Regions from separate parts of the Mus musculus genome. Here all the other regions are linked to region 5. The links are chromatin loops, found by intact Hi-C in ENCODE. Cell type or tissue: heart. All regions are shown on one strand. Links, peaks and the distances in the headings refer to the core of each region. The heading gives the core; the rest is flanking DNA.

Region 1 (4,519 bases), core at 184-4,183, 190 kb before region 5:
GGGTTATTTGATTTTCTGGAGTTCACCTTCTTGAGTTCTTTATATATATTGGATATTAGTCCCCTATCTGATTTAGGATAGGTAAAGATCCTTTCCCAATCTGTTGGTGGTCTTTTTGTCTTATAAGTGGATGCTCACAGTCAGCTATTGGATGGATCACAGGGGCCCCCAATGGAGGAGCTAGAGAAAGTAACCAAGGAGCTAAAGGGAACTGCAACCCTATAGGTGGAACAACAATATGAACTAACCAGTACCCCGGAGCTCTTGTCTCTAGCTGCATATGTATCAAAAGATGGCCTAGTCGGCCATCACTGGAAAGAGAGGCCCATCGGACACACAAACTTTATATGCCCCAGTACAGGGGAACGCCAGGGCCAAAAAGGGGGAGTGGGTGGATAGGGGAGTGGGGGGGGAGGGTATGGGGGACTTTTGGGATAGCATTGGAAATGTAAATGAGGAAAATACCTAATAAAAAATTTTAAAAAAAGTATATTTGTATATTCAGCAGTAACTTTTGGGTGTACTTGCTACTTATAAAACGCAATTGTCATTATAAGCTAATATTTTATATGTGTCATATTTTTTTCCTTTCTAAAGAGAATAACTTTGGCCAGTGATTTAGCTACTTGGGTTTTTTACAGTTGTGATCCACTGAAATGAAGGTCTTTCATTGTGTGGCGTGCTCTTTGCCAGAGTTACTTAGAAGTAGGTATTGTCCCTTTATTAAACTGAAAATAAAACTAACGTTATGATTAGGATACTTGCCTGTTTTTGTAGCTCTTATAAGCAGAGGGAAATATTTACCAAATAATACATACTTCATGCTTAAAAATCAGAAATATTTGTCTTTAAGAAGAAATATCTGGTTTATAATATAGATCCCTAGTTATATATATGCATGTCATTTCCAGGATGACCAGTGAGTACTACCAATAGCTTTAAATATATGATTTCACCTATATTAACTCTGACATAGTTAGAGGAGGAACCTGTCTATATTTAAACTTTGCATTTCTAGAAACTTTCATTCAACACATATCTTTCATCCACCTTGAACTTTTCATTAATCTATCATTGGCCTTGTGTAGGAGCACTGTAATCTTAATGAAATAAGTAATGTGCAAATTCAATAGAGAAGTTCTCAGTTTCTTGGTAATTAATGATACAACATATCTTAACTTCACTGAGTTTAATTTTGCATAGCATTGTCAATGGGCTGAATATTGGAACATTTGTTTCTGATAAACATGGAGACCTTTTATTTTATTTTTTTGCTTTTTTAATTAATTAATTAATTACCATTCTAAATGCTGTCCCCTGCAACCACTCCTACCCTCAGAGGCCCTTTCCCCATTTCCCCTTTTCTCCCCCTGGATATCTTGATAGGCTTATTTAGGAATTTGAGCAAGATGTTTGGCTTACCCTTTGAAGAAACAAACCATTTCAATTCAAAGCTAACTCACTAGCTGTGGCAGCCCAGACAGAGGGCCATTCAGTGAGATTCCCTTTTAATTCATCTTTAAGAACTTAAAGTAGCAGCCGTCTCAGGGGGAATTAGAAGGTGCATTACTACTGAACTTTGGTAAATGCAGTCAAGTCAGAGACATCCCCACTCATGTGCCTGATCTCAGGTGGATGCTTTTCCCTAGCAAGGGGAGTGGGTTAGTGTAAGAAAAACATTTTCCATGAATCTTTTGAGGTATTTCTTAAATAATTGCCTTTTTAAATTTATAAAGTAGTTAGATTGAGATATCTGTTAAGTTAGCACAGAGAGTAATGCTAAATTTTACTTTTCGGGTTAAGGTTCAAGTAAATTCCTAGTTGTAATACTCTTAAAGGAAAGAAATTACTAGAAATTTGTCTTAGTCAAATCTATACTCATGTTTTGAGTTCAGTGTTTTTATTTATTTATTCATCAAGACAAAATGATAGATGGTTTTAAATTAGTGCTCAGCAGTTATTTTTATACCTTTTGGTGTTATTTACTGACTGTATGGCATAGATAGGTGGTGCAAGTCAGATGTACGAGAAATCCTAGTAAGTGCACTTAATTATTTTCTTAACTTTAGTACTCAACTTTTGTTTGCATATTGTTAACATTTTTTGGATTTCTTAAATAGCCCATTAGTTTGTTGAAACATCCCCTCTTAGGTTACTTCTGACACCTACCAGCAGGGGTCACTGTAGTGCCAGGGCTCCTTGCTTGCCTGCCCTATAGTTTCAGTGTTGCTTACTGGATGGTTTGGTGTGACTTTGAACTCTTAACTGTTCTTAGAGAGTTTATAGTCTCTATCCTTGAAAGAGGATTGAGTCTGCTTTCAGCTCAACCTCCCAGTTAGTTTTGAAAGCAGTGGAAATAACCTGATTGGTGCAGGGTTTGATGTCTGCGTATAGGAGCTTCTCTTTGATTAGTTGCTGTGCTAACCTTTTTTTATTTTTATTTTTCTGAGACAGCCCTGGAACTCAATATGCAGACCAAGCAGGCCTCAAACTCATGGAGTTCTTTCTGTATGCCTCTGCCTCCTGAGTGCTGGGATTAAAGGCATGTGCCACCACTACCAGGCTGTGATAACTATCAATTATTTTAAATTCTGTTTATAAGTATATTTAGAATGATATGTAATAACTTACAAATTATCAGTTGCCAAAGTCCAGCATACTAACCTACACACTATTGTTTTTATTTGAATTCTTTGCTCATGAGAATTTACTCAAGATAGCAACTGAAAATGTATTTCTTGACTTTGGAAAAAAAAAATGAGTCCTTGACTTGAATTTGACAATTTCTAAAATTCAGTGTTAAAAGCTTGGTAGTATTTGCTTATGTAATTCAGCCACCAAGTTAAGATCACACAAAGTTTATATGAATATTGGTAGCTGCATGATTTAGCAAGTGCTCTCAACCTTCCTTACCTTTTCCCCCATTTAATTTTTTTTTATTTTGAAAAATTTATACATAGAACCTTGGAATAAATATTGTAGGGATCACCTGCATATTCACTTCATAGGTCTAATGTTTTCTGTTTGTTCCTTATGTACATGATTGTGGACTGTTGGTAATTAAGTTGCAGACACCATAGCACTTGACTCCTAAGTATTTCAGCAGTCATCTCCGAAAAAAATTAATAGGGAATAGCATTGTTTGTAACCACAATTATAGGAAATGATAATCAAGATTATGATTTCTAAGGAATTTTAGCAGTTTATTTCTAAACAATATTTTTATTTGCATATTTACGAAAGTTGCATTCTAATAATTAAATCATTTGAGAGATAGAATGGCACTCCATTCTGTATCCTCCAGGACACCTTCGACCATTTAGTGTTTTACTGTAATCTCGCTTACTACCCAGCATTTCCCTTTACCACCTGACAAATTTTCTTCCCTGCCCACCAGATTGGCAGCTGCGAGAGGCAGGCCTGAACTTTGTTGTCAGTAGTCCTTGATGGGCAGCATAGCCCAACCTCTGCATCTTAAAAGTTTGCCCTACCATGCTTTGTTGTAGCCTTTAGGTACACTTTTAATCCCAGTACCTGGTAGGCAGAGGGAGGCGGATCTCTGTAAGTTCAAGGTCAGCCTGGTCTACATAGTGAGTTCCAGGTCAGTCTGGCTACACTGTGAGACTCTGTTTCAAAAGTAAGATCAAAGCTGGATAGAATGGGTAGAGAACAATGGAACTGCTTCCAGCTTAAGGAGATAAAATCAAATGCAGATTCTAACAAGGGATCGAGAATAATCTGTGGTTTCTGGATGTGTTTCTACCTCAGAGAGACCCAGTAGCCCAGCTCTCCTCCTGACCACAGCATTTACTGAGAGTTGTCTTTCTTCCACTTCCTTAGCATGCACTTGTGTGGCTTGTTTCCATGAATAACACATACCCTTGAAGCAGGTGAACTGGAATCTGGCTGATGGCCACAGGTAGACTGTACACTTCTCATCAGAAATTTAACACCCCTCCCCCAAAGTCTCTGAATTCTTTAATATTTTGTGGTGTGCTTATGTCAGAACATATAAACATGTCTGTTTATAGATGTTATCTTGTGCACACCTATAGATATTTTCTGCTTATTTTAGGAAGAAAGGAAATTTGACCTAATCAGCTTTCATATATTTTATTAGAAGTCACTGCATTCATTTTATTACAGGCATCTGGATTTGTAAATGTGAAGAAAATTGACTCACCTTTAGTGTGGAAACTGGTGGTGATTTTAGGAATTTCTAACCAAACAATAATTCCTTTATACCACACTTAAAATTATCCTGATTGTAATTTTTTAAACTGTTAATTTTTTAGTAAGACCACAGAATGGCCAATATAATAGTTTTGATGTAATTTTTGATTCAAATATGAAGCTAAGAACTGTGTGGTTAGTGATACTGTGTGTGTGTGTGTGTGTGTGTGTGTGTGTGTGTGTGTGTTACTTGAAACTGCTCATCAGTAGTCAGGATCTTGGTCTCTGCTGTTTCGTAGTTATTCGACCTTGGACAAGTATTTTAACTTCATCCACTCTTGTATCT
Region 2 (4,519 bases), core at 269-4,268, 86 kb before region 5:
CGGTGAATGGCAAATCATTCTATCTTCATGTCTCCAAGAAACTGTAAAGGCCTGCCAAATGAGGGCACCAAGTGTGTATGAGGAAAGATTGCTGTGTCCCTTTTTTTTTTTTCTATAGAAACAATCAAGTAAATTGGTGTGGGCAGTAGGCTTCTGACTTCCATGACTCAATTGCACTTTCAAACAGATATACAATGACTAGTGGGGTTGGGTATCCCCTAGTTCCTGGTATCACAAGGAAAAGGCTGAAGCAGGTATACATTTGCTCCTATCGTATAATCCTATCATATAACAGCCGATTTTATGTGCGTTCAGCCTTCCCTCATGTGGAGAATTTGCAGCCATGTGACTTCTTGGATGTCATCACACAAGGGGCATTTCTGCAATCAATAAGAAGGAAGGAGCAGATTGCACCCATTTTATGTGTGTGGAGTGGGCCTTTGGTCCACCAAAGATCTTTTTTTTTTTTTTTTTTTTTTTTTTTTTTACAGAAAGCAGGTAAGGACTACTTCTATATCCCCACTCTGAGTTTACTATTACTCTGATTTTCTGGTACCCTTTTAGGTGAAGTCTGTGGTGGGGGTATGTGATGCTCACATATTAAAGAATATGATATGTCTCCTTTACAACTGCTGCCCTGCCTGACATTTGAATTTGGAAATTCACACTCAGTATTTAAAAATCTTTATGCATAGACTGTTATTGTGAAAAAGCTGGCCTTAAATTATGATGCATAAACATGAAATCAGGAAATGACCTTTTATCCTTTCAGTCTCTCTGTCTGCAAAACTGTACTTACATGATGAAAAAAACTGTACTTACATCCCACCCCCTCCCACACACACCGAAAGGATTGTCAGCTTTCTCCCAAATTTCTTGGCTACCTCTCTGTGTTGCTGTCTGTCTATGAGCACAGCAGCTAAAGTACACAGGAGGGTAGCCATTTTGTGTCCTCCTCCTTATTTCATGGAAAGTGGCTCCAATGGCCTGGCTTGAAAAGAGCAGGGCATTTGGCTTAGACAGATGGAGGGCAGGGTCATTTTCAAAATGCAATGAGCACCAATCCCACTGTGAAATTGGCATGACCAGAACTACCGCTGTGATAGGCTGACTTTTATTTGGTCTCTGATAGGCAGTTGGGGAGTCGTTTCATTGTTTCTTGGATGGGAGAGATAAAAGGAGATCTTTTAATTAATGATGGAAGGCCTGGAAAACAAACCAAGTAGAATATTACGAAGTATAAACTATCATTTTTGTTTACATTAGGGTCTTGACGAGCTGGAGTATATGTCAAAAGCAAATCTGCAATATTATCCTCAGCAATAGGACAACATGCAGTGGTTCTTATAAAGTGCATTAGAGACATAAAGAAAGGAGTTAATGATTGAGAAGGTAGTGTGACACTCATGGCTGGCTTTGCTGGACTAGGGGAGAGGTGGTTACCAGGAAGAGTATGCAAAACATAGCAGGGCAAAAGCATTTTGGTTCTTAGTATCCTTCTGTTCTTCCTGCCCAAATACAAGGCAATCAAATGTACAATGGATCGAGATTCCCTTTTACTTATCTGGTTACCCTATGAATGTGAGCATTTGTGGCTGGTGCATTGCTAATTCATGAGTGTCTTACGCACAGTCACATGCACGCATCTTCCTTAATAAAGGAAGTCATCTGTAAAGGTAGAGTTTTCTTCTCCTCTATGGCTCCTGACCTTTTTTTTCCAGGAGCTCAGTCCCATTGAACTTTGGTCATCTCAAACCCATCTCCACTATGAACAGGGAATCAAAATTAGGGCCAAATCTGTAACGTAATTGACTGAGTTTTAGGAGCCTGAGTTCAGTCTTTTGAAATGTTGGGGCCGTCTCTATGCAGAATCAACAAGATCATTCATGTTTAGTTGGAGAGTCATTTCATCTCATGTGGGTCTTACCTTTCAGAGAAATCTTCCTCAATATCCAAAGATCTCTTTCTTGAATGGACTTTGATTTTGATCAAGTAGCTTGGATTTTAAAGTTTACAGTGTTACTAAATCAACTTGTCTTGGATAGTGCAGGAGCGTTATTGTTTACAAAAGGGATTAGCGGAGAAGGCGAAACTGTGCATCCTAGTTTGTCAAACAGTTGGGCAGCCTTTCAAAGAAAGAGCTACTCCAAGCCCCAGTATTGTGTGTATACAGAAAGATACAGAAAGCATGCACCACGATCATCACCAGGCCCCCTTTGCCTAACTTCCCTTATTCATCCCCACAGACCTTTTGTGAGGTTCCACTTCACTGTAGAACTGCAGGCTGCAATACACAAAGAAGCCAGTGGCTGCAGCAGGCAGCGCTGGTATTTGCTTATACTGTCCAGTAGAGGGCCACACTACACCTCTCTTCTCTCTCCTTGGGTGTCTCCTTCCTCAGCCATTTGATCTGGCTCTAGATTATTTGTTGCAGTCCATTCTGATAGAAGAGGCATAATGGTGTAAGAATTTTAAAGTTTAAGTACTGAAGCCATTGCATAATTGCATTACATCACTGTGGCTGTCAGTCTTGTGTAGATGTGACCCCACCTTGTGTAACTGTCCATGCAGATGTAAGCAATGCATAATGGATGGAGGAATAGCTTTCGGCTACAGAATTCTTCTACCTCCAGACAGCCTTCAGTAATGCGAAGAATCTTTTGTCAGTTTAAAAATGAGGCCCCGGGACTCCTAACACACAATCAGACGGCACTGGTCAAAGTTAATGAGCTAAACGGTCACAATTTAAATGGTAGGTATTAGAAAGCATCTTTCTTCCAGCCCTCAAAACAAAGACTATGCCAGAGTGTTAGTTAACCATTAAGCATTTTATTAAAAACAAGAAGTCTCTTTTTTTTTTTTTTTTTTTTTTTTAAGTAGCCCGTTTCAAAGCCACGTGTAGTTGCTTCTGAAATGGACAAGCAGCATTAAACCAAGTGTTCCTACAATGATTAGCCTGGAAAGGACACAAACAGAGGAGCGCGTCTTCTCCTTCTTCTGTGTAAAGCAACAGTAATTAGGAAGCAAGTCAGTAGGGAATCCTTTTTAAACTGTTGTAAATCAAAAGAAAATAGCAAAAGTAACAGCCCTCCGAGGGAACGAGACTCAATAACTAGACTACTATCTCCACACTTGCGCTATGCTTTAAAACTGCTGTAAATATGATCTCATCTAAATCTACGCTAGAGCAAAAGAAAAATGAGCACTCTAACACACACATAGACACAGAAGGGAACTCACCCAAACGATGGTCTCAAAGAACACACTTGGGTTTTTTTTTTTTTTTTTTTTTTTTTTTTTTTTAGCAAATAGTTAATTTACTTCATAGAACACTTTTGCAGCAGAGTGTACATTGAGAGACATTGGTTGGTACAGACTGACACAGATGAACAGTTTGCCCTTAGTGCTGCTGAGAGATGCACAGACATGCAAGGACATTCAAAAATCAAAGTCTGTACAACCCCAAATCACTAGGCAGGGGCAGGGGTGCATGGACAAGGAGAACACAGCACTGGGTGCTGCTAAATCTAATGCCCCCCCTCCCCCCCCATGAAATTCTCCAGACACAGCCTGGTTTATTTCTGTTTGTGTTCTAGTTATTGTTCAGTTAGCGCAGTGGCTCTCAACCTTACTAACGCTGCGACCCTTTAACACAGTTCCTCATGGTGTCGTGGCCCCCAACCATACAATTACCCTCATTGCCACTTCAGCATTGTAACTTTCTCCTGCTATGAATTTTAATGTAAATATATATCTGCTATGTAGGACGCCTGATGTGTGACCCCCAAAGGGATCTCCACACACAGGTTGAGAGCTGCTGACTTAGGAAGTGTGTGATACTTTGGCCACTAATAGCCAGACTTAACCTCTAAACTCCTAGTATAATTGGGGTGTGGGAGCTCTTGACAGCACATGGCAGAAAAACAGTCCCAGTTTGCTGCTATGAAACATTCAGAATTCACTAAAGGAGGCGTGACAGAGCTCTTAAGGTCCCAAATTAGGTTACATTCAGTTACTGTTGTTAATCTTTTTGTCTTCCCCGGGCCCATGCCAATGCATTTTTCTTTATATTTGGATTTATTCCAAACATATTTAGATTTTGGTTGCATTGTTTCTATTACTATAAACGATGATTAGTGTGTGTGTGTGTGTGTGCCTTTCTGTAACTCACCAGGGTCAGCAAGAGAACTGGGTTTTAAAAATAATTGTTCTACAAAGTAGATTGAGTAAAGTCAGCCTAATGACTTGACTAAAATAAGCGAAACTCTGACATACAGAGAAGGCAGTGGAATTCCAGAAACATATTACTGTCATTGCACTAATAAAAAAAAAATTCTAAGATCGTTTTAAATCCAAGATACTTGCAAACCCGAAGTCCTGGGAAGCATGTAGGCCTTCAGGTTTCAGAAACAGGAAGTGCATGTGCCATTTTTACTTTTCTTGGTTCTCTTTATAAATTCCCTTCTAAACTAATGATTCCCATACGGATGCAATGCTGTGAGATAACTGAAAACGGTTC
Region 3 (4,519 bases), core at 300-4,299, 460 kb before region 5:
AATCATGATGTGGTGTGCTCTGACCTTCCTGAAGTTATCCTTTGCTGTTTACCGGCTTTGACCTGTGGACTGCGTTCAGTGCTACCAACCCCAGCGGGTCTCTCTCCAAAGCCTCGTGCAAGCCTGAGTCCCGCGCAGTTTAATTCATATTCCACCCAACACACCCGTTTTATTTCCAGTGGAAATTGCTCATTTAATCGCACTGTAAGTTTTATGGGGTATGCCCCAGGCTGCCTTCTTTATGCTAGGCATTTCAGTATTTATGAGCAGAGCTATACCCAAAACTTCAAACATAAAGAAAAACCAGCAAAATATGCTCTCCTCCACTCCCATAAACACTTTTCACCGCTTTCATTATTTTTTTTTTCCCAATGAAGTTAAATGAGTGTGCAAACTCTGTAGAACAGGCTGCTGCCCGACATCGCCACGGCTGGTTTTGTCCTTCAGAGTCAGGCTGAGCTGGCCTCTCTCCTGCCTAGCACAAGAACAGGGGCCAGAGAGACAGCTCAGTGGTTAAGAATGCCGGAGACCTGAGTTTGGTTCCTGGCACCCCGGACAGGGAGCTCACAGCTGCCTGTAACTCTGGCTTCAGGCTGTCCGATGTCTCTGGCCTTCAAGGGCTCTTATACATACTTGGTGCACGTAAATTAATGAACGCCATTCACACGTGGGCCGGTGGGGGCGGGGAGGGCAGGTTGCAGGAGGCTTTGGAGAGAAACACGCTGGGGCTGGAAGCACCGAACGCAGTCCATGTACAGCTCAAAGGCGGTAAATAGCAAAAGATAACTTCAGGAAGGTCAGAGCACACCACATTATGATTAATGTCGTTCCCTGTCCCTTTTCCCGAAAAGATTCAGAAAAAGTCCTAGTGATTGGGAAAGAAGAAACACGACCTTTTATTACACGTCGGGCAGGACAAGCTTTTGTATTGTGTCTACAGTGGAGAATATTTATATATAAAATAGATACATATTTTTTTAGAGGAGGGTACAGAACAGCCATCATGGTCCGTACTGTTCCCGAGCTATAGTAAAGACTCCTCTGCCCATAATATAAAGAATTTTCCTACAGGAGACTAATCTGAGACAGGTGCTGTGTTTTATAACCAGGATCTGCTTCTACAGTAACTCTGGATTCCGGAGCTGGCTGTGCTACACAGTAGGGGTGGTTTAAAGGAGTAACTACGCCAGCCTTCTGAGGACGATTTTGCCTATAGCAAATCAAACAGCATCCCTGGACCACTTAAATGCTGAATTCCCCGCCCACTTTGTTTTGCTTAACCTACGACTGTTTTTATACGTTACTGTAATCCCACGATATAAAATACAGGAAAGCCCTTCTCCCGGGGGATTTAGGGGTTTGTGACAAATGGTTCTTCGCAGAGGCCGAGAATGCTTTTTGAATAATTTCAGAGAAGTGTCACGGGGGTTTCATTAAAAGGCAACAGTCACAGAACAACCCATCTGTGAGTTTAAAAAGCGCTTGTCCTGTCCTGTGGGGAAGTTTGCCGAACTGTTTTGCAAGGATGGAGTTCGAGCCACTGAGAGCATTAACATTTACGTGCAGGAACAAAGCCGAATAGGGACAAACTAAGGCTGTGATTTCAAAAGAACAGGGAACAGTTCCAAGAAGTGGAAGGCATGAGAGGCCGGCTCTTAGTCACAGGGTAGGGGAATCGTGGGCGTGCGCCCCTGGGCGGTGGTTCCCAGTCAATTAGGCGGGAAGCGGGAAGTGGGAAGCGGGAAGCGGCTGAGAATCCTAAGAAAGCCGCACTGCTTCTTTGAAAAGAACCTAGGAACCAATGATCTCCAACAATCCTGCCGATTTTGTTGTTGTGGGGTGACTCCTCAAATTCCCAAGGGCTGTATCACCATCTCTGCCGTGTGCTATCTGCTCCTAAAATGACAGATTGAATGTGAGAGTGTGAAACTAGATGTGATAGCTGAGAGGAAGCTGAGGAAAGAGCGAGGAGAGGCCGGGCAGTAGTGGCGCTCGCCTTTATCCCCAGCACTCGGGAGGCAGAGGCATGCGGATCTCTGTGTTGAGGCGAGCCTGGAGTCAGATGTGGTTCCTCAGCTTCTGTTTCTTCCCTCTCAGGGTGCCCAGGTGATGCAGCACACCAGGCTGAGAGGATGAATCCGCCGGTCTGGTTGGGAGTGAGGAGTGGGGTGCCCTCCGCAAGAGTCTTAATGAAACCGCTCTCCCAGACGATCTTAGCTTGTGCACCTACCTTTATTCGGGTGTGTTTGTATGCACATCCTTTATTCGGGGTGAACCTTGGAGGGTGGAAAGGGGCTCTTCTTAGGATGAAGTTTCATTGTCTGAGGTTCAAGGTTACCTCATTTGCATGGAGATGCATTCCAGAAAGTTGAGCCTGTAATTTCTCCACGGATTATGTGACTTTCCCCAGGAAGAGTGTGGGCCAGGCTCCCCAGATCAGGCAGAGAAGAAGCCCGGCTAAGAAAAGGGAGTCCTCCATTTTGCGCTAAGCTCAGGAAAATTGTCTGGACACGGTAGACTACAACGTTATTAGCGAGATGCAACACATGTGGTTGGGCTAAGTGAAAGAGAAGTAATTGGTGACCTACCTGTACATTAGAAATCTAACGTCGGGCTGGAGAGGTGACTCAGCGGTTAAGAACACTGACTTGCTCTTCCAGAGGTCCCAAGTTCAATTCCCAGCAACCACAAGGTGGCTCACAACCATCTGGAATGGAATCTGATGGTGTGTCTGAAGATTGCAACAGTGTACTCACATATATAAAATAAATAAATCTTTAAAAAAGAGAGAGGGACTGGCAAGATGGCTCAGTGGGTAAGAGCACTGACTGCTCTTCCCAAGGTCCTGAGTTCAAATCCCAGAAAACACATGATGGCTCACAACCACCCGTAATGAGATCTGACGCCCTCTTCTTGTGTGCCTAAAGTCAGCTACAATGTTAATATATAAATCTTTTAAAAAATAATAAATAAATAAGAGAGAGAGGAAGGAAGAGAGAGTTCGATCTAACGTCAAGGCTCTTCAAACGGTGGCATTAACCTGTTCTAACAAGCTGGAGTTTTTGGCCCTGTCAGAGGTTACCCATCAGACACTTGGACGGACTCACAGGCAGGCTTGGTGATTTCACAGAGTTGAACCTTTCAACTTCTGGACACACGTTTGTGGTACCTCAGCCCCTGACCCAGCGGACAGACGATCTGTGGTTAGGTAACTGCAGCCAGCCTATCACTCAGCTCAGAGCTTCCAAGCTTGACGACAAAATCAAATGAAGCTGAAGGGTTTGTTCGGCTTCCCTTGGTTTCATTAGTGACAATGACAGAACAGTCCTCAGCGTAAGCTTCAGCAGGATTTGAGAGAGCGTTACTCAGTTATTATTACTGCTAAAATAATAATCACGAAAATCACATTTCTATTATCTGCTATGGTGTATCATGAACAGTCCCAGGAATGTAAGATGCAAGAACAGCTGGTGTGGCGTGGTGTGGGAGTTGCATTTGGGTGACTTTGGCTGCGTGCTTGCTGTTTCTTTCAAAGATCAGAAACATTACCCAGCCCTTGAGAGGCAGAGGCAGTAGGTTCTCTGTGTTCAAGGCCAGTTTGGTCTACAGAGTAAGATTTCAGACCAGCAGGGACTACATAGTGAGACCCTATCTAAAATAAATATATAAGGTCAGAATCACAGAAATGTAGGCATTTCTATCGTGTACAGCTGTGTCCCTCCTGTCTGCATGGTACCTGACAGCACAGCCACCCTTAAAGGGCAGACTGCAGTTAATCATGTCCCCAGGACTGTCACTGAAGACGGCTGAACTGGCCATCTGAGTTATATTTCTCAGCAGAAAGAGAACGGCTCAGCGGGAGAAGGTGTGCTTGCTGTGCAATCCTTGTCACAATCCTTTGAAACGCAGACCCACACAGTAGGAGGAGGGACTCAATTCCAGTCCTTAAAAAACAAAACAACAATAATAAACAAACAAACAAAAAATCATGGGTTGCTTTTTTACAGTGTTCTCTGTTCAAAGTAAAGAGCGAAACTATGTTTTCTTTAACCCCTGCCCCAAGTTCATTCCTGGTCACTCTTTGGTTTTGGACCTGGGACAAGGGACTGCGGTGCATATCTTACATATCAAAGGAGACATGACTTCCAGGTTCTCCCAGCATCCCTCAGTCCTACCTGGAATACCTTGAACTTTCCAACCAAGGGGCTGGCCTGTTCTTCCCCCAGAGGCTCTTCCCTATATAATCCAGACATCATTTTATGAGTGCTCTCTCCCCCTCCCTCTCTCCCTGCCTCTTCCTCCCCTCCCCTCCCCTCCCCTCCCCTCCCGTCTCTTCTCTTTTCTTCTCTTTTACTCTCTTCTCTTCTCTTCTCTTCTCTTCTCTTCTCTTCTCTTCTCTTCTCTTCTCTGCAGGAGAGTGCCCTTTGTCTCTTTCTCTCTTACTCTCTCCCCCACCCCCTCCCCCCAGGCAACTCCTCTCCTGGCCTCAATCCTTGGGGCCAGTGAACTTGCCCTAGTG
Region 4 (4,498 bases), core at 499-4,498, 80 kb before region 5:
CATGCAGTAAAGCCAATAAAAAGGCAAGAAGAGGAGAGGAAAACTCAACCTTAGTGGAAGCTGTAGGGTTTGTGCTATAAATTATGTCCCCCTCAGCACTCTGAAGCATCGACATTCAGGGTGGAGGGGACCCTGTCTCGTTGCTGCCGGCAGTCTCTGAAAGACCCGGGATCCAGTATTATCATAAAGTACATGCTTGAAATTTCTTGCTGTAGATGGACTGGGATCCGTTTTTCTGGCTGTTTATTTATTGTTTGGAAGGGTAACAGATGCAGGCTCACTGCAACCTCATATGGACTGATTCTCGATTCCTATCTTTGATATAAACCGTGATGAGGTGCTGTGGTGCAGTACCCAAAAGCACCTGGGCTGCAGACACAATGATCTTGCAGACTCCCCCCCCCCCCCACGTCTGTTCCTAGCTCCGCCTAGCCTTTGTTCTTCACCTGAAGGAGGGGAGACAGCTCTGCAGAAGCTATTTTCCTTTATAGCAGAGTGATTCAGAAAACTGGCTTAATAAAATCCATAAATCTGAACAGCCTCCTCTTACCTGCTCTGCCGAAGCTTTTTTTTTTCTTTTTTTTTCCTGAGCTCATTTTCCGCTGCAGTCTCTCCAGTCTTCCCTGCAGACACAGCTGTAAAGGGCACCTAGCAACATTGTTTCTTAGTGCACTGATCTCTTTCTTCTCTCCTTTGTCAAGCCCCTCCCTGTGTAATTGTCTCTTTCCTACTCAATTGACAACAAGGTTCTGCACCCTCTTTTTTTTTTTTTTTTTTTTTTTTTTGGTCTGGAAGTGCAATGATTTTTCTTTGTTTGGATTGACTTTCACCACTCCTTAGCCGGTTTGTCTTAACCATCTGCCTCTGCCCCTAATTCTCCTGTAGTCTTCTCTCTATTCTCTTTTTCTAGCCCCACCTTTTGCATGGTTTATAATGTTTCTTGCTATAACACAGCTGCCTTCCTTGGATGATTTTCAGCTCACTCCTTTCCTGTCTTGTTATCTTCATTTAACTATCCCCCACCCCCACCCCATATACCTTCAAATATCTCCTTAATACCCAGAAGGCAACGACCCTGTGAAACTATACCCCTGTTTCTTTTGGATTTGAGTAAAGTTAAAAACCGATACTGATCCATTAAACTAAGGAAAAAAATGTTTTGTAAGTTGAGGAGAAAAGTTTCCTTAAGTTTTAGATTGTTCAGAGCTGGGTTGACTCTCAGGTTTTACACCGCCAGGGACTTCCCGGCTCTCTGAATCTCTCTGTGGAGCACCATGTACGTGAACAAAGAGATGCTTGTCTGGGCTCTGGATGCCCAAGACCTGCTTCACACAGAAGTTTTCAGATTCCAGCTCTCTTTTGCCCTAGGGAATCCTTAAAAGTTTATTTGGACAAAGGATTTCAGTGCTAGGATTCCTGCAAATAAATCCCTAGTGTAATCTCACTTGGCACTTTGGGAAACAGAGAAGTCTAGTCAGAACTCACTCAGCTAATGATGCAAAGCGAGAGGCAGCAAGCCCAGTGTTCTTTGGGTAAGAGAGATCCTGTCTTTAGTGTCTCAGGTGAACTGGGCATCAAAGCAGTGTTCTAGTGACCGCATCTATTTAAAACTGCTTGTTTTCACATGCTATAGACCTAGTGGAAATAGGTTGTACAGATGTTACTTCCTGGCCTTTCTAGAATATTCTTTTTTACATGTAAGGGAAAATGTAAAATCGTGGTTCCTTAAATTGTATCCTCAAACCTTCATCCCCTTCACTTCAAACTATTCCATGCTTGGTCACTGGGTGCCTCTGCACCTGAGAACTATTTCTCACTGTTGGAAGCAGTTCCGGTATTTATACATGTCATTCGTGGTACATGTGGCCTTAGATCCCCTTTCACCTTTGCTTTAATAAAATTATTAATCTGTTCCTCCTAGAAAAAGGCTTTGCTTACAAAAGGCTGAATTCAAAAAGTGAACCATGATCTATCTCACTGCAGAGTTACAGACTCTGTGTAACATCAATTAGACAAACACACCCTACTATACTACTACTGTGGGAATCAAGACTGGGGTTACCTGGCACTATTAAGTCACGTAGGTTTATCCACTAGGCAATGAGAATCAAGGGCCTGGTGCATCACTAAGAAGCAGTAGGATTAGAAGTAAAACATCTAAAACGCAAATCTGCATTCTCGGGACCATCTGGTGAGAAAGCCTGCTCCAGGAGAGGCTGCAAGGAAAGGAAGGGCTCATAACAGAAAAGTACCATACAGGAAGCAGCCATAGTGACACTTTTACCACGGTGTCCTCTCAGCTCAGCAGGAGTGGGGCTGATGGCCCTCAGGTCCATGGATCCAAATCCAGCAGTATGGGTTCAGGATGGAAAGTTGAGGGTCATATTCTCTGTCCCACTCCATCTTTCGTGCCTCTGCTGCCAACGACACTTTCTTGGGTGCTTCCTGATACAATCAAAGCTTTGGGACTGACTATCCGAGCTGAACCAATAGGATGTTGCGGTTCAACCAAAGCAAGTAGTTCAGGATGCGGAGGACCCTCCCGACCACAGGGTGGCGCAGCGGCTCTGGGTGGTTTACAGTCTGTCTTCCCCGGCCACCATGGGACTGGCAGGGTCTGGGGAGGCAGCCGAGACCTGTAGTCTTTTTTGGTGCAACTCTTCCCACTTCCTTCGGTTGGCAGCCACTGAATCCAGCATTGGTTTCAGTTTTGCATTGACCTTCACCAAGGCCTAAAACAAAGAGGAAAACAGGTGGAGAGAGCAACCTGGGTCATGGATGTGTAGAGTCTTTCGCCTTCTGTTTAAAAGGGGGGATGGGAACCAGTTATATGAAGGGAAGTGATTACTTTGGTAAATATGAACTATTTTGCAGAGAATATGCAGGCATCTAACATTATCGTGTTGGATTCATAGAGCCCAGGCAGAGAATGAATGAGACAAGAGGGCTGGGTATTCCTCAAGGCTTTGTAGGCTCTGAGTCTGCCTGCACATCAAACAAAACAAGACAAAAATGCAGATCACCGGTAACTACTAACAGACATGTCTTTGCCTGCCTGGAGAGAGCTCTGTCTATCAATCCATCAAGCTGGGAACTTAAATTAAAAACAAAACAAAACACCAAACCCAACCAAACAAAACTTACAATGACTCTGCCCCAGATGCCCAGGGGAATTTTCCCACATAAAAAAAGGTCAGGTGAATTCCCAAGACAAGTGGAAGGACTGGTTTTCCTCCGAAAGCAAAATGTGGGTGGCCATGCTCAACACACAGACTGACATGGAGTGATGTAGCTCTGAATGCCGTGGATGGGTCCCTGCCGAGTGTTCCTCTGGGTGTGTGTGGGAGAGGACAGGTCTTCATGGGAGCCTGCTGACAGGACTCTGTTCCTCTCCCGCAGACCTGTCCCTGTATCTGGTTGGCTTGGCTGCAAGCCCTCTTAACTTTCCCAGCAGTCCTAACTTTGCACTTTAAAAACCTTAGAGTCCTTCTAACTCAAACATCTGTTTCCACTCTAGTAACATGTATGGGAACAGATAATGATGTGAAGGGGTCAGGGCGTGGAAGAGAGGGCTGGAGAGGCCCGGGGAGATGGGAGGAGGGGAGGCCTGTGGAGTGCCATTTGGGGCAGATGGATCACTAGGCTCATGAAACTCATGCTGCAGGGCCCTTAACTGCACAAAATTCATAGATCCTTCTAAATACTTCTAAATAAGTTTTTCTTTTTAAGAGAAGAGGTCCCTGCTTGATGGCTTGATGGACTTCTGGCAGGGTGTCCTTCTCTTAAGCACAGCTCAACACACCTGCCAGTAAACCTGACAGACCCCTCCCCCCCCAAAGAGATCTGAGTGAGTAGTGAGACTCCTGCTGCTTAACGTAAAGCTTCTCACTGATGCCCTGTAATAGTGATTCCCACCCTTCCTCCATCCCACCTGTGTGTGTGAGCGTGAGTGCGTGAGTGTGTGCGTGAGTGTGTGGCTCCATTCCAGTGACCTTCGTTGCACTGACTAGAAACATCTCATTTAAAAATCAGACATACCCATTTATTTCATATATGAAAAGAGCAAAGCAACATAGTAACCCAGGGATAAAATTTCCCCTTTATTTCCAGGAGAAAAATGCAGATGCCCCAATCCTGCTCAGTGCTCGGTGTTTGTTTGTTTGTTTGTCGGTTTGTTTATTTTTGACCACAGTGTGAGGCGGCCGTGACTGCTGTGCTTTTATTTAGCATGCCTTGGCACTGTCTCCTCTTTACCCTGATCAAGCCTTTTAATTAAACCGACTACTGTAATTCCTATGGAAATTAGTGTATATGTTATTTTCCTGCTACAAAAGCATTTCTCTAGAAATTATTTTTTTTTTTAATCCCAGGAGCACGAATTGGAATTTTTTTCTGCCGAAATGTAATTAAAAACTCATTTGATCACACTATTTCTGGCTCTGTTTTACTTATTAAATTCCTGTAATCAGTTTTCTTTTATGGAGCTGCTGGGAAATGA
Region 5 (4,000 bases), core at 1-4,000:
AAGGGGGCAAACAAAGAGCTCTAATTGTATTCCAGAGAGATTCCTTTTGGGGGAAATTTTTTGACCTCAAGGATCAGGACTTATCTGAGAACGTCAGTCACTAGACCGCGTGAGATGCTCCAGCTTGAGGCTGGGACAGATTTCCCCCCTAAGTGTCCCTTCTGTTCTCCAGCTTGAATTATTGATAAAATGGCGTGGCTATCTCCCCAAATAACCTTGTTGACAACACAAAGGTGGACTGAAGAACACTACCTCCACACTGAAGATTTAGGATCCCCAGTAAATGTCAGGAGGTGTCAATGTGTGTGCCGTGACACTTGGTTATTATTAGTGTTTAACTGCCGGTCCCCACCAGCGCCATGCCGCCAGCACCACCATAAATTTTAATGTGATCACGTGCTCTTCCCTTTTCACAGCCAGCGAATTCTGCAAGATCATAATATCCTATATGAACCCTAGCTGAACCTTAGCGTGATGCGATAAGAGCGAGATTTTGAGCAATGAAAGTTGTTCGTCATTATAGTGCTTAAAAAAAAAAAAACCAAAAACCAAAATCCCGGACGCTGAGCAACATAGTTCTTCAAATAATATTTCCCTAAGATAAATTCACTCATTCAATTAATCTTTATTGAGCCCTACGGGAAGCAGGGCAATGCCCTAGGTGATAAAGAGTCTATTTATAAGACACTAAAGAATCCTGACTCTTAAGGACCCTTTCTGTTCCCCTTGGAAAATCTGTCAGAGTACACACCATTTATAATGCAAACAAAAAGTATGTCTGTAACTTAGACATCAAGGCACGCCTTTTAGTCTACAGAATACAAGCAAAAAAAAAAAAAATCCATTCCTATATCTGGTTTACCCTGTCAGTACAGGAGCCCTGGTCATAATCTTTCATTACACATGTGCACAACGGGCTAGCATTCCTTTCTCCTTACATAAACAATGAGAATTTGTATAGATACCATTGGTATATAGGTTTTTAGTCTCTGTCTAGCCATGGTTGATGAAAGCATTATCTAGTATATTTATTAGAGGAAGGCAAAGCTCAGGAAAAAAAATTAACTATATAGGTATTTCCTTCAAATAAAAGGTAACCTTGAAGCTTTGATTCCGCAATTTTAAAAAAATTTCCAGCGAGGTGCATGGAACAAATCAATAATCGATCAATGGGTTTCTGGGTGAATGAAATATCCACCCACGTCTGAATAAAACTGCTCGTGCTATAAACTTCCCCTTTGTTTCCTTTGATTTCTAAGGAGCTAAAGTTATTTGGTTTCCTAAACATGAGGCTGGATGCTGTTGCAAACCATTTTGAGTGAATAATCTTATTTTCTCTGTGTGAAATAATTTTAGAGATAAAAGCTAGGAAGTTGGTGCAAATATGCATGTGAGTGTCCAGAAGTTTGTGGTTCCAAACCCGTTCAGCAGTGCCCAGCTGCGCAACTTCCCCCTTCTCCTAGACAATGGGGTTAGGAAAATGCGCGATCAAATTTCAAGTCACGTGGAGGAGGCAGGATTCTTCTTGCTAACGCACAGTCATAAAACAGGCCCATCTTCATAGAAGGGGCTCTGTTCCGACAGACCGGCTTTGTTGGTGAATATTTTAAAGAAAACATTTATTTTTGCACTGGCCTGAATCTGTCGCGCCAGAAGAAAAGAAGCACTTTCAAGGAAGGTTGGTCAAGGTTTGACCGCTCACTGCTTCCTCCCCCCCCCCCCCCAACACCCCGCCTCCGGATTGGTTGGGAAACTTTGCCTTGGAGCGCCATCTAGAGGAAATTCCAGCACACATCGGGCGTCCTTTCAGTCAAAAATTTCCTTCCTTCTTTCCTTCCTTCCTTCCCTCCCTCCTTTCTTCCTTCTCTTTTTCTGTCCCTCCCTCCCTTCCTCTCTCCTTCCCTCCCTCCTTTGCTCCCTCCCTCCCTGCCTTTCTTCCTGTTGGCTGGTGGTAACTTGAGAAGCAGAGGCAAGATGATCAAAAGTTCAACCTAATGTGACCACAGAATTGAGGAAGGGAAACTGGGGTTGTGGGGAGGGGTGGAGGTCTGGAGAGCGGATGCTGTGGAACACAGATGCTGTGTACATAGAAACGAGGAGATGGGGGGTTTAACTGGGAAGAGGGGAGGGAGAGACGCACAGAGGGAGAGGGAGGGAGGAGGGATACATAGCATTAAGGGTGTTTGAAAAAAATTGTAGGGAAACATTTTTATGTTTCTTAAAACACACAAATATGCAACATGTGTGTGTGTGTGTATATGTATCTATACAGTTTAAATGAAGTGACACTTGGGAGTGATACTATTCTCTCAGGAGCTTTAGACTATCTAACAAAACACCCAATGCTAGACAGGCAGGGAAAACTTTCTCTAGATTTGTTGGTCAAGAGAGTTGGAAGAAACTTCCAAAATAACACAGCTTATTGCTGTAGCTAGTGGTTGCCTCTCAGAACTTGCAGGCAAGGCCTGTTCCTAGAGATGCTACATACGTCAGATATAGTCGTTGCAGGAATAAAGCTAGAACTGACCTGGAAGCCTCAGCCCTGAAAACTAGCTTTCCTAGTACCTGAAATGACTATGCAAGTTGACAAAGCAGAAAAACAATGAATAGCCCCACCCACCTGCTGAGCTTCCCAACCATACAACGACCAGCACTCATCAAAGGTTCAAGGAAAGTTGCAATAGTGACACTGATATCTCGGAGGTGACAACAGCTGTCTACTTGGATTTGTATCCTGCTTAAGAGGAGGAACTCATGCTTAGTGTTGTAAACCTAGCCAACTACCTATGACTTGCAAGATCAAGGACCCTAGAGGAGAACCTAGCATGGCTATTTCCCCCAAGGGTACAGTAGATGTCTAACTGTATTCTAAATATGTATCCTTATACCTGCAGGTGTAGTTCTCACTCCTCCTCAAAGAAGCTTCCTTTTGCAGCTTCTTGCAGACCAAGAAGCTACAACTGGTCAAAACGCTGAAAACAGCAGACCGTGGAATGCTCAGCCTCAGCTGAATCATGCACAACACAACTCACTCCTTTACCCAAGGCTCAGGGGACATCTTCAGGGATGGAGCAGAAAAATTGCAAGAGCCAGAGCGTCAAGATATCTGCTCTGAGATTGTGTCTTCTACATAGGACAGGGAAACTGCACCCAGGAAGTCTCAACAGCATGGCTGCCTAACCAAGATCTGTATAACACACCTGTTAACATACCAATATAGAGGAGGGAAATGTCACAAGGCCCCACTTCCAGATGAAGATCTAGAGGCAATGAATGGCTTCTGAGAGACGAAGTCTCAGTCTTCTCCAGGGACGGGCTCTCTGATGTGTTATCCAATCCCAAATGGTCAGCCCTAAACATATGTACATGCTAGCAACATCAAACAGACTCAGAAAGCTGTGTATATAACCAGAACTAATGATATAATTACAATTATGCGATTAAAGAAGATGAGGTCATGAATCTGAGAGGGAGTAGGGGGCAAGGAAAGGGGGATGAACAAGGTGGGGTGGAAAGTATTAAATACAGTATTCATGTATAAAATTCTCAAAAAAATAATGCCAAGTCAGGAGGCAGAGTATGTGGCAAGTATATTTGGTAGGAAGTGAATGAAATCAAAATACATTGTATGTATGATAGAAATTATTAAAGAGATCAAAACATTATGTTTTTAAAAAGAAGTTCAAGGGCAATGTCATCTACATAGCTAGTTTAAGGTCATTGAAGGGCAGCCTGGACTACATGAGACTGTCTGCAAAAAACAGACAAAAAAGAAAAGAAAAGAAAAGAAAAGAAAAGAAAAGAAACCAGATTAATAGAAAAGTTTGGTTTGGGTTTTAACTCGTTAGAATTAGAATATGTGGACCCTAGAACGAAGACAGAGTCTCAAAATAGTGAAAGACCCCAGTGGTCTTCAGGGATGCATATAGTTCTGGTGCCCACACATGGATATAACGTGGGTGTCCTTTACCACAGGCTGAGATCATGTTAGAAACTAGAT
Region 6 (4,519 bases), core at 309-4,308, 280 kb before region 5:
GGAAAGTGTGATTCTCAATCCCTCTTTCTGTCTCTCTCTCTCTCTGTCTCTCTGTCTCTCTGTCTCTCTGTCTCTCTCTGTCTCTCTCTCTCTCTCTCTCTCTCTCACACACACACACACACACACACACACACACACACTGAATCTTGAGATTCATTTGCAAACTGAGTGTGAGCCTCACTCTCCTTGTCAACTTGATTTTGATGTAACTTACCAATGCCTCTGTAACAGCGAAGACAGGTAAAGGAAGAATAAGCATTTCTGCACATGGGCAAACTGGCATTTAGATCCCCAGTACCTGTGTAAAGGCCAGGCAGCATGGTGGCCAGCCGTTAGTCTTACTCTTAAGACGGGGAGACAGGAGATTCCTGGAGTAAGCTAGCTAGCTTGCTGAACTGCCAGTCTCTAGTGGGAAACCTTGCCTCAAAATGTAAGGTGACAAGTGGTTGAGAAAGACACTTGACATCAACCCCTGGTCTACCTAGGCACCTGTACACATGTCACACACACACACACACACACACACACACACACACACCCCACAAGGGAAAAATTTTGATAGTAGTGGAAAAATTGAAGGAATGTGTGTAATGTCAAAAAATGGATACAACTCAAATATGAATTCATTACTTACAGAGCATTTGTTCTATATATCTCCCTTCTAGCAAGTAGTTTTGTGATAGCAAACAAATTAAAATTTATTGCCCATGAATCCTAAGGAGGGATTAAAAAGCTTGCTTGTAAGTTACCCAGGGCTGTAATTGGACCTGAGGGGGCAATCAGGGGCGGACACGGGCGTCAGAGTCCCCTGTCAAGTTGACCGGCTGGTCCTGCATGTCAGCATCTCCCTCTGCTGCAGCTGTACACGGAATACCCTCATGAAGTGGAAAACCACGAGTGCCAGCAGTTCTTCGGATCAGCGCCTGTGGTTGACTTTCTTGGTTCTAATCAAAGGTCTCAGACGTCTTACTGGCCCGTGTCAGGTGCCTGTCGTCCTTGATCTCTGAGTGTGGTCCGGGAAGTAAGAGCATATGTACAAACAAAAGTGGTTGTGGCCGTGTGGGAAGTGGGAGGAGGGGGCACTGGTATTTATCAAGAGAGCTTTGGAGGCCGGTAATAGCACAGATGACTCTAATTATTAAGAATCCTAGCACAATTAAATTTTATCTAATTGATGTATTTAATTAAGTATACTTTACTTCAACTGTAATTTCTAACTGATCGGGACCCACTCACCCTGCAGCTGGCTCCCCCCATCACGGGTTCTTTTTAGGTCTGTTTACACTACAAGTTTATATATTCCAAATTTTAAAATTATTTTTCTTTTTAGAAATTTAGAAATAATTTTCTTTTTAAAAATCTAATCACATTGTTTCCAAACTACCATACCTCATATTTGTTTTGATGTTGATTTTATTGGCTGGGGCTTCCAGAATCATAGGGTAATTATGTGTTATTATGAAGGCCATGTAGACACAGACTGTAGCTGGGTAGCATTAGGAGGCAGGAGGGAGAGAGCACTGCTGGGCAGTTATAGAACTTTCTGTTGGAGTCAGAAGTGAATCTACAGACCTTAGGCTTCTTTGCCTTGGCGCCAGTCTATGGAATACAGGCTACCTGGCCTTTAAGATGGTGAAACAGTTTTCCGTGGGCTGATGATCCCACAGCTACCCACCTTTGCCTTGCATCCTAGATTTAGACTATGGCACAGCAGAAGGCTATCCATTCTGGTTGACGCCAGACAGTTGTTTTTCTACTTTGAGTGCCAGGGATATTAAAACACGCTAATTTGACTGTATATGCCTCCCAGTGGGATATCCCTCTGAACACACACACACACACACACACACACACACACACACACACACATATCCTCCCTAATCCCCCAAATACCTCAAATTATGCTTTTTAATTATTTTTTATTTTATTTTATTTTATTTTATTTTTTTTTTTTTAAAGATTTATTTATTTATTTATTATAAGTACACTGTAGCTGTCCTCAGACACTCCAGAAGAGGGAGTCAGATCTTGTTACAGATGGTTGTGAGCCACCATGTGGTTGCTGGGATTTGAACTCCTGACCTTCGGAAGAGCAGTCGGGTGCTCTTACCCACTGAGCCATCTCACCAGCCCTTATTTTATTTTTGAGACAGGGTTTCTCTGTGTAGTCCTGGCTGTCCTGGAACTCAGGCTGTAGACCAGGCTGGCCTTGAACTCAGAAATCCGCCTGCCTCTGCCTCCCGTGTGCTAAGATTAAAGGCGTGCTCCACCACTGCCCGGCTTCAAATTATGATTTTTTAAAAAAATGTATTTATTTATTATATGTAAGTACACTGTAGCTGTCTTCAGACACTCCAGAAGAGGGCGCCAGATCCCATTACGGATGGTTGTGAGCCACCATGTGGTTGCTGAGATTTGAACTCAAGACCTCTGGAAGAGCAGTCAGTGCTCTTAACTGCTGAGCCATCTCTCCAGTTCCCCAAGTTATGATTTTCAACATTAGAATTTAATTTGAATTTAACAATCAACTTAACAGTAAAAATTCAGAAAGTAGTAATGATGTAAATGTTGGTGCTAGGCATTGTAGTCCTGTACCGGTCACGTTATAAATGGGCAGTCAGACCTCGGACCTCCCGAAAGTGCCACGTAGGAGCTGTTGCCAAAAAGTACACATTGAGCCAGAGTAAGAAGAAGCATCGAACTAGACCTAACTGGCATTTTACAGGAAACAGTGGGACCTAAGATCAAGATCTGTTGTCACGGGAAGGCTATCAGCACAACCCAGAGACAGAGTGAAATAGGAAACTTGTTAGGATCAAAGGCTGCTTTCTTCTGTGAAAGCGGACGGCAATCGGCTCAGGACATCTACGAAGGCAACACAGTACAAAATCACGAACTTGTCCAAAAACATCAAGATCTATCTTTCTTTGTTTCTTTCTTTGTTTCTTTCTTTGTTTCTTTCTTTGTTTCTTTCTTTCTTTCTTTCTTTCTTTCTTTCTCTCTCTCTCTCTCTCTCTCTCTCTCTCTCTCTCTCTCTCTCTTTCTTTCTTTCTTTTTTTTAACTTGATTGAAAGGGTTTGGGGTGTGAACTCGTAGATGATGACCCTGTGACACAGTGTCCAAAGGTTGGGCGGGCCCTCAGGGGACAGAGTATGGAGGAGGAGGACACGCATGCGCAGATTTTAAAAGGCTGAGCAGATAGTCAGTATGAAGACCTTGCTTTGTGTGGTTTCTGACTTAAGTAAGCCAATGACTGGGAGAAAGGGGAAGTGGGGGAGGGATAGAGGGAGGAGGGGAGGAGGGAGAAGGAAGTGGGGGAGAGGGAGGATGTGAGAGGGAGCGGGGACGACTACTTTGTAACCTGAAGTAGGGGAGCTAAGGACCCCCCCCCCCCACACACACACACACTATGGCTCATCACAGCCCCAAAGTGACTCTAAGAGGTGATTGGCTGGCTACAGAGTGTTCCTCAGGTTGCACTCTCTGCAGGAGGACTGGAGAATCGACACCTTTCCAGACCTAGTCCTGTGGCATTGTGAAAGAAATAGAAGTCAACTGAATTCATTAACAGTTTCCTCTTCCTGTATTTGACATAAGAAATTGCTCAGGATTGGAAATCAGAGTTGACCTTCTGAGGCACAGCTGTCTGTGGCTCCAACCAAAGTCTATGTGGCCAGCCTTTCCGAAGAGAGACCAACCCAGCCTCGCTGCATGCTAAACACACAATAATTACGCAAAAATGACCGGCTGCATGCTTACAGAGTGCTCACGAACCTACTGTGATTGGAAGAATTTCATCCTAAGTCTGTCTCTCCCTCCTGATGCTGGTAGTTTGGCTTACTTTCCCCCCATGAGACTGAGGCACCTAAGAATATGAACATGAAAGGGAAAATGGAACAAAACTCAGGTGTTGCCAGGGCTCCCATATTCACGTGTGTGTGAATGTCTACAATAAGTTCAGGGTCATGAGGCATCAAGAGAAATCAGAAATGTTTCAGTCATCCAGTTTCTCCACGTTATAATGGTTATGAATAAACTTGTTTAAAAAACTTTTGGATGATGTCAGCTTTCAGATTTGAACACAAGAACACACACATGTCTTCTTCTTTTTTTTTTTTTTTAAGATTTATTTATTTTTATTTATGAGTAGACTGTAGCTGTCTTTAGACACACACCAGAAGAGTATATCAGACCCCATTACAGGTGATTGTAAGCCACCATGTGGGCGCTGGGAATTGAACTCAGGACCTCTGGAAGAGCTTTCAGTGCTCTTAACTGCTGAGCCATCTCTTCAGCCCCAGCACACACATTTCTTATTGACAGCAGATAAAGTGTGCTGGTAGCTTTTGTTTGTTTGTTTTTTTTAACCACAGAATCGCTTTCTCAGTCTGTTCCCTGTGCTCGGTGGTAGGGGAGTCCTAAGGTTGTGCTGATCCTAAGGTTGCTATTACAGTAGAACAAAACTTAAAGAGCTTAAGAGAAAGAACTCAGGACTCTTATTTGTTATCTTCCCTTGAGG
Region 7 (4,519 bases), core at 285-4,284, 280 kb before region 5:
TAAATAATATTAATGTTTCTTCTGCAATAGCTTTTCTGCTATTTTTAGGGAAAGAAATATGCAATTCACATTTTTTGATTCAAGATTATAATATCATAATCATATAATACCTGATTGTTTAGATATTAATGAGGCTGGTAGAAAATATCATCCCTTACGAGGGAAATGTGCTATTTTCATCTTATAAAGAAGCAACTCAGAGACACTTGCGTGTTCAGTAATGTGAGGAGACAGGAGCAGGTTCTAATTCAGTTCTATTTGACTCCTGGTCCTAAAACTATTGGTTTATCTGATCTTGGAGCAGAGTAATTTTAGAAAATGCTTGCGTATTCTTTTTGTTGTTGAAGTGGGGGTCTTTCTCAATAGCCCACATTGACCTTGAACTCATAAACTCAAGCAATCCTCCTGATACCCAAGTAGCTGAGTCTACATGTCTGGGCCTCTGTGCTCGGTTGCCTCTGATTTTCATCATCTGAAACTAAGACCTGCCAAAGTGGGGGGGGGGCAGTTTTCCTGAGATTTCGAGACTTGCATGCGCGGTACTGGATTGATGTGAGAGCACCCTCTGGGGCCATCTCTGTTCTAATCCCCGGGCTTGGTCTTCTGCAGCCTTTGGAAAGGTTATGTTTCAGAATAGGTGTTGGTTTACACCGATGTTTTTCAATGCTTCATAGTCATTTTTCAAGATAATTCAGTTATGACTCTATAAAAGAAAACTAAAGAAACAGGGTTAAATTCAGGTCATTTGAAAGGAAGTCTTTGCCAGCTGGTGGTAGCACATGCTTTTAATCCTAGCACTGTGGAGGCAGACACAAGTGGATTTCTGTGAGTTCGAGGCCAGCCTGGTCTACAGAGCTAGTCCCAGGATAAATAGTGTTTCCCTATCTTTTTTTTTTTTTTTTTAATTTCTTTGAAAAATATTTCTGGCAGCTTCAAGGGCAGAAGTTGTTTATTTGTGTGTGTGATTTTTTTAATTAGGTATTTTTCTCGTTTACATTTTCAATGCTATCCCAAAGGTCCCCCATACCCAACCCCCCAATCCCCTACCCACCCACTCCCCCTTTTTGGCCCTGGCGTTCCCCTGTACTGGGGCATATAAAGTTTGCAAGTCCAATGGGCCTCTCTTTGCAGTGATGGCCGACTAGACCATCTTTTGATACATATGCAGCTAGAGACAAGAGCTCCGGGGTACTGGTTAGTTCATAATGTTGTCCCACCTATAGGGTTGCAGTTCCCTATAGCTCCTTGGGTACTTTCTCTAGCTCCTCCATTGGGGGCTGTGTGAGTGTTGCCCTATCTTGAAAAAGAAGGAGGAGGAAGAGGAGGAGGAGGAGAAAGAAAGAGTATTTGTGTGTGACATAGTCTGAATTTGCCAGGTTTGTGAACATATTTTCTAGTAATTTTCAACAATTAATTCAGCATACCATGAGTTAATTTATGGTGATGGAGAACCTTTCTGTGTATGGATGCCTGGCCATTTTCCCAACAAATTCATTTGCTGAAGATGGATTTTTACAAGTAGGTTTGGAAGTGAATTAGGTGTGAATATAGAAACTGGATTTTAAATATGCGTTTCTTTAGTCCTTTGTTTTATATGTGCTGAAAAGAAAGCAGTAACATCTCTCTCTCCCCCTCCTGCCTTTCCTCCCTTCTTACTTTCCACCCCCCTCTTCTTCCCCTGGTCCCTCCCCGTACAGTACACCTCCCACTTCTCTACTCACTCCTCCTCTGGCTTTCCTTTTGAAAGGCCAGGCTCCCATGGCTATCAACCGGCCAAGGTATATCAAGTTTCAGTAAGAAGGAAGCTGGATTCTTGAAGAACTAAGGACAGATGGAGAGCGAAAAATCTTGGCCAACCATGGGATTTTAAACAAATCATTTCTCCTTTTCCTTCTTCATACCTCTCTCTTTTTGATCTAGCTAACTACAAAGGCTCCTCCAGTTTCTAACTGCCTGTAGGATGACACTGGGGGCAGACACAAGATGTACATTCTTAGTAAACAAAGCCATGCTCCGTTGTGTCCACTAGGAGGCACTGTAGCACCAGTGCACTATCGTCTGTCCTTCAATTTATCCAAGTCAATTTATTTTCCTTAAACCTTCAAATTCAAGTTTATGCTACCGTGAAAGCTAAGATTTAATTTAGTAACAGCATCTGGTTAAATCTAGGAAGAATTCAGCCGAGAGACTTACTGACTAGGGAAAATCAGAATCCCGGAGCCATTTGCATTGTAAATGGTGTCTCATGATTTTGAAAGGGCATCAGGAGGGGCTTGAAATTCTCAAGGGAAATATAGATTGGACCAATCCCGACTTCCCTAACAATGAAGTCATAAATGAAGAAGTGTGCAAACTCCATGTGAAGACAACTATAATATTACTCAAGGGTAGAAAAGAATACTTAAATTGAGATATACCATGTTCTTGGATACAAAGGTTCAGTGCTGTATAAATTTAAAGCTATTCTACAAATATACTCACACATATAATGTGATCAAAAATTTTTTTTAGAAACTTGATAAAGTTTATTGAGGACAATGAAGCTGGAAAAAATAAAGGAAGAAAATTGAACTTTTTGAAGGGGAAGAGAATTTGAACCACTGGTTTTTTGTTTGTTTGTTTTATTTTAAATCATGAAACAGTTGAACGTAAATATCTCTTTATAGGTCTCTGGGAATGGCTGAGCAGGGAACGTGCCTGCCACACATGCATGAAGACGTGAGTTTGTATACCCAGAGTATACATACAAAATGCCTGTAACTCTAGCACTGGGGGCAACGAGGCATGGAAAAGCAACAGCAGATGCCTGAAGCTCACTGGTCAGTCAGCCTGGCTGAAGCTAAGAGCTTTAGATTCATCGAGAAAAGCAGCAAGGTGAAGGTCCTTGCCACCAAAGCTCTGTAAAGAACATTCAGTCCCAAGAGCCTACATGATGGGAGGAGAGAACAGATTCCCTGAGACTGCCATGTGTCTTTTGTCTTCCACATGTGTGCTGTGGTACCCACCCCACCCCTCACCCCAACTCCCCAATGCACACATAGTAAATAAATGGGAAAATGTAAAGATAGACAGCAATCAGGGAAGACACCCAGGGTCAACCTCTGGTCTCCACACATAGGTACACACACATACCCAACACACACAGTTACTCATGCATACATTGATGAGCACATATGCCACATCTATACAATACTACACACACACACACACACACACACAAAGTTGCTACAAAGTATTAGGCCAACAAAAGAAAATAACAAGTCTTGAAAGCGTGCTTGAAAAGCAAGCATGATAGACTGGACTCTCTCTCTGTCCTCTGTCTCTGTCTCTGTCTGTCTGTCTATCTCCCCCCTCCCCATGCATTCATGTGTATGTGCATAGGTATGCATGTATAGATGTGTGTGTGTGTGTGTGTGTGTGCGCGCATGTGTGTGCATGTGCAATGAGGTATGTCTAGTCTTCCTGTGACATTGAACCCCGAGGAGTGGTACAAAGACGCCAGTCCATCACATTACTTACCTGCACTGATGATGAGGGGTCTAGTGGTGATAGTGTCAGAGAAACTTCCCCTGAAGTAGCAACTTCTTCCTGTCAGAGTTCTGGAAGCATCCTCACTGGACTGTGCATCAGTGATTCTTAGCTTTCTGCTATCAGCTGACTCTGCTCTTGTCTGCTTCCTGAGCCTGATCTTAGCTTTCTCAGGGATGCTGTGCCCTACTTGGTATTTTTCAAAAAGTCCTTTTTTAGTTAAGTCACATAGAATTGGTTGCTAATGCTCAAACCTAGGTCCTGACACATCCAAAAGCTGGTAACCGGGGCATTGTTATTGAAAGAGACTCTTAGGTAAACCAGGAGGCTCTGATCATGCAGACTCAGTATTTCCAAAAAAAAAAAAAAAATGATAAAACCCAGTTAATATCAGAGATAGAACTCTGAAATCCCATGCCTTTAGTAGCAAAATGGTTAATAAAATGAACGCCTCTGCACATTAGAGCCAAGGTGGGCCATGGAGGACTACTGGTTGCCACAGGGCAATGTGAAGGGTGGCTTAGAGGATTCCAGAGCTGTGTGCTGTGTACTTCCATCGAAAGGCTGAGCAGTGAGACTCTCTAGGTTTCCATTCTAGAATGTTCACCGAAACCCCGAGTATGAGTGTGTAAGGGACTCTGATGGTGCTCAGAATGGAGACAGGGAGAACAATACAGGATCTTACTGACTGCTAACTTGCAAATCAGTCTACCCTCTTACTCTGGCTCTTATATGAGCATTATTTGATGTGCTGATCTAGAAAGATTAAGATTTATAAAATTAAATTGCTGTAGGGTGCAGGATGGGAGGAGCTTAAGGAGCCCAGATGTCCAATTCTTAGTTTCTTGGCAGCTGTCGCTTTTGCTCCTCTGTTCAGTGCTTTTGGAAACCCCCAGTTTGAGGAGGTTACCTTTGGAGAGGAAGTCCGTTCCCTCAGGCCCCAGTCATCTTCTGTCTCTAGATCTATAATTAGGGTCAAACCCTAGCCTGA

The links. Peaks named below come from ENCODE experiments on the same cell type or tissue, not always from the same donor. Only the 100,000 strongest peaks of a DNase experiment are listed, where the experiment ranks them.
Region 1: a loop joins it to region 5, with 8 times the contacts of the local background. A loop is called at or near these places in 17 of 42 quality-filtered maps.
Region 2: a loop joins it to region 5, with 5 times the contacts of the local background. A loop is called at or near these places in 30 of 42 quality-filtered maps.
Region 3: it touches region 5 in a loop (4-fold over the local background); 16 of 42 quality-filtered maps call a loop at or near these places.
Region 4: it touches region 5 in a loop (6-fold over the local background); 30 of 42 quality-filtered maps call a loop at or near these places.
Region 6: it touches region 5 in a loop (9-fold over the local background); 14 of 42 quality-filtered maps call a loop at or near these places.
Region 7: a loop joins it to region 5, with 6 times the contacts of the local background. A loop is called at or near these places in 14 of 42 quality-filtered maps.

What each region holds. Positions count from the first base shown.
Region 1 is chr2:75,881,559-75,886,077 of GRCm38, forward strand. All of the region lies in intron 11 of Agps (alkylglycerone phosphate synthase), which reads left to right. Among named protein-coding and RNA genes, the nearest start is that of Gm34861, 52 kb to the left of the region's middle. In heart, for the core only: a CTCF peak has its summit at 2,167 (motif pointing right); no DNase peak of the experiment used is centred there.
Region 2 is chr2:75,982,999-75,987,517 of GRCm38, forward strand. It overlaps Pde11a (phosphodiesterase 11A), which reads right to left. Exons shown (of 20, transcript NM_001081033.3): 20 at 2,810-4,519. Among named protein-coding and RNA genes, the nearest start is that of Ttc30a1, 3.3 kb to the left of the region's middle. In heart, for the core only: a CTCF peak has its summit at 2,334 (motif pointing right); a DNase peak (open chromatin) is centred at 2,313; H3K27ac peaks cover 642 bases.
Region 3 is chr2:75,608,100-75,612,618 of GRCm38, forward strand. All of the region lies in intron 1 of Gm50595, which reads right to left. Among named protein-coding and RNA genes, the nearest start is that of Gm39853, 3.0 kb to the right of the region's middle. In heart, for the core only: a CTCF peak has its summit at 2,699 (motif pointing right); DNase peaks (open chromatin) are centred at 642, 1,692 and 2,072; H3K4me3 peaks cover 1,812 bases; H3K27ac peaks cover 817 bases.
Region 4 is chr2:75,988,556-75,993,053 of GRCm38, forward strand. It overlaps Pde11a (phosphodiesterase 11A), which reads right to left. Exons shown (of 20, transcript NM_001081033.3): 20 at 1-2,732. The coding sequence ends at 2,577. Among named protein-coding and RNA genes, the nearest start is that of Ttc30a1, 8.8 kb to the left of the region's middle. In heart, for the core only: a CTCF peak has its summit at 2,549 (motif pointing right); a DNase peak (open chromatin) is centred at 2,506; H3K4me3 peaks cover 516 bases; H3K27ac peaks cover 2,549 bases.
Region 5 is chr2:76,069,052-76,073,051 of GRCm38, forward strand. All of the region lies in intron 12 of Pde11a (phosphodiesterase 11A), which reads right to left. Among named protein-coding and RNA genes, the nearest start is that of Gm52518, 35 kb to the left of the region's middle. In heart, for the core only: a CTCF peak has its summit at 1,800 (motif pointing left); DNase peaks (open chromatin) are centred at 1,490 and 2,000; H3K4me3 peaks cover 1,476 bases; H3K27ac peaks cover 2,240 bases.
Region 6 is chr2:75,789,366-75,793,884 of GRCm38, forward strand. Gm13657 (a long non-coding RNA gene) reads left to right here. Exons shown (of 5, transcript XR_001783382.2): 5 at 1-1,912. Among named protein-coding and RNA genes, the nearest start is that of Gm13657, 15 kb to the left of the region's middle. In heart, for the core only: a CTCF peak has its summit at 2,362 (motif pointing right); a DNase peak (open chromatin) is centred at 3,196; H3K27ac peaks cover 423 bases.
Region 7 is chr2:75,784,257-75,788,775 of GRCm38, forward strand. It overlaps Gm13657 (a long non-coding RNA gene), which reads left to right. Exons shown (of 5, transcript XR_001783382.2): 4 at 2,667-2,874. Among named protein-coding and RNA genes, the nearest start is that of Gm13657, 9.7 kb to the left of the region's middle. In heart, for the core only: a CTCF peak has its summit at 2,029 (motif pointing right); no DNase peak of the experiment used is centred there.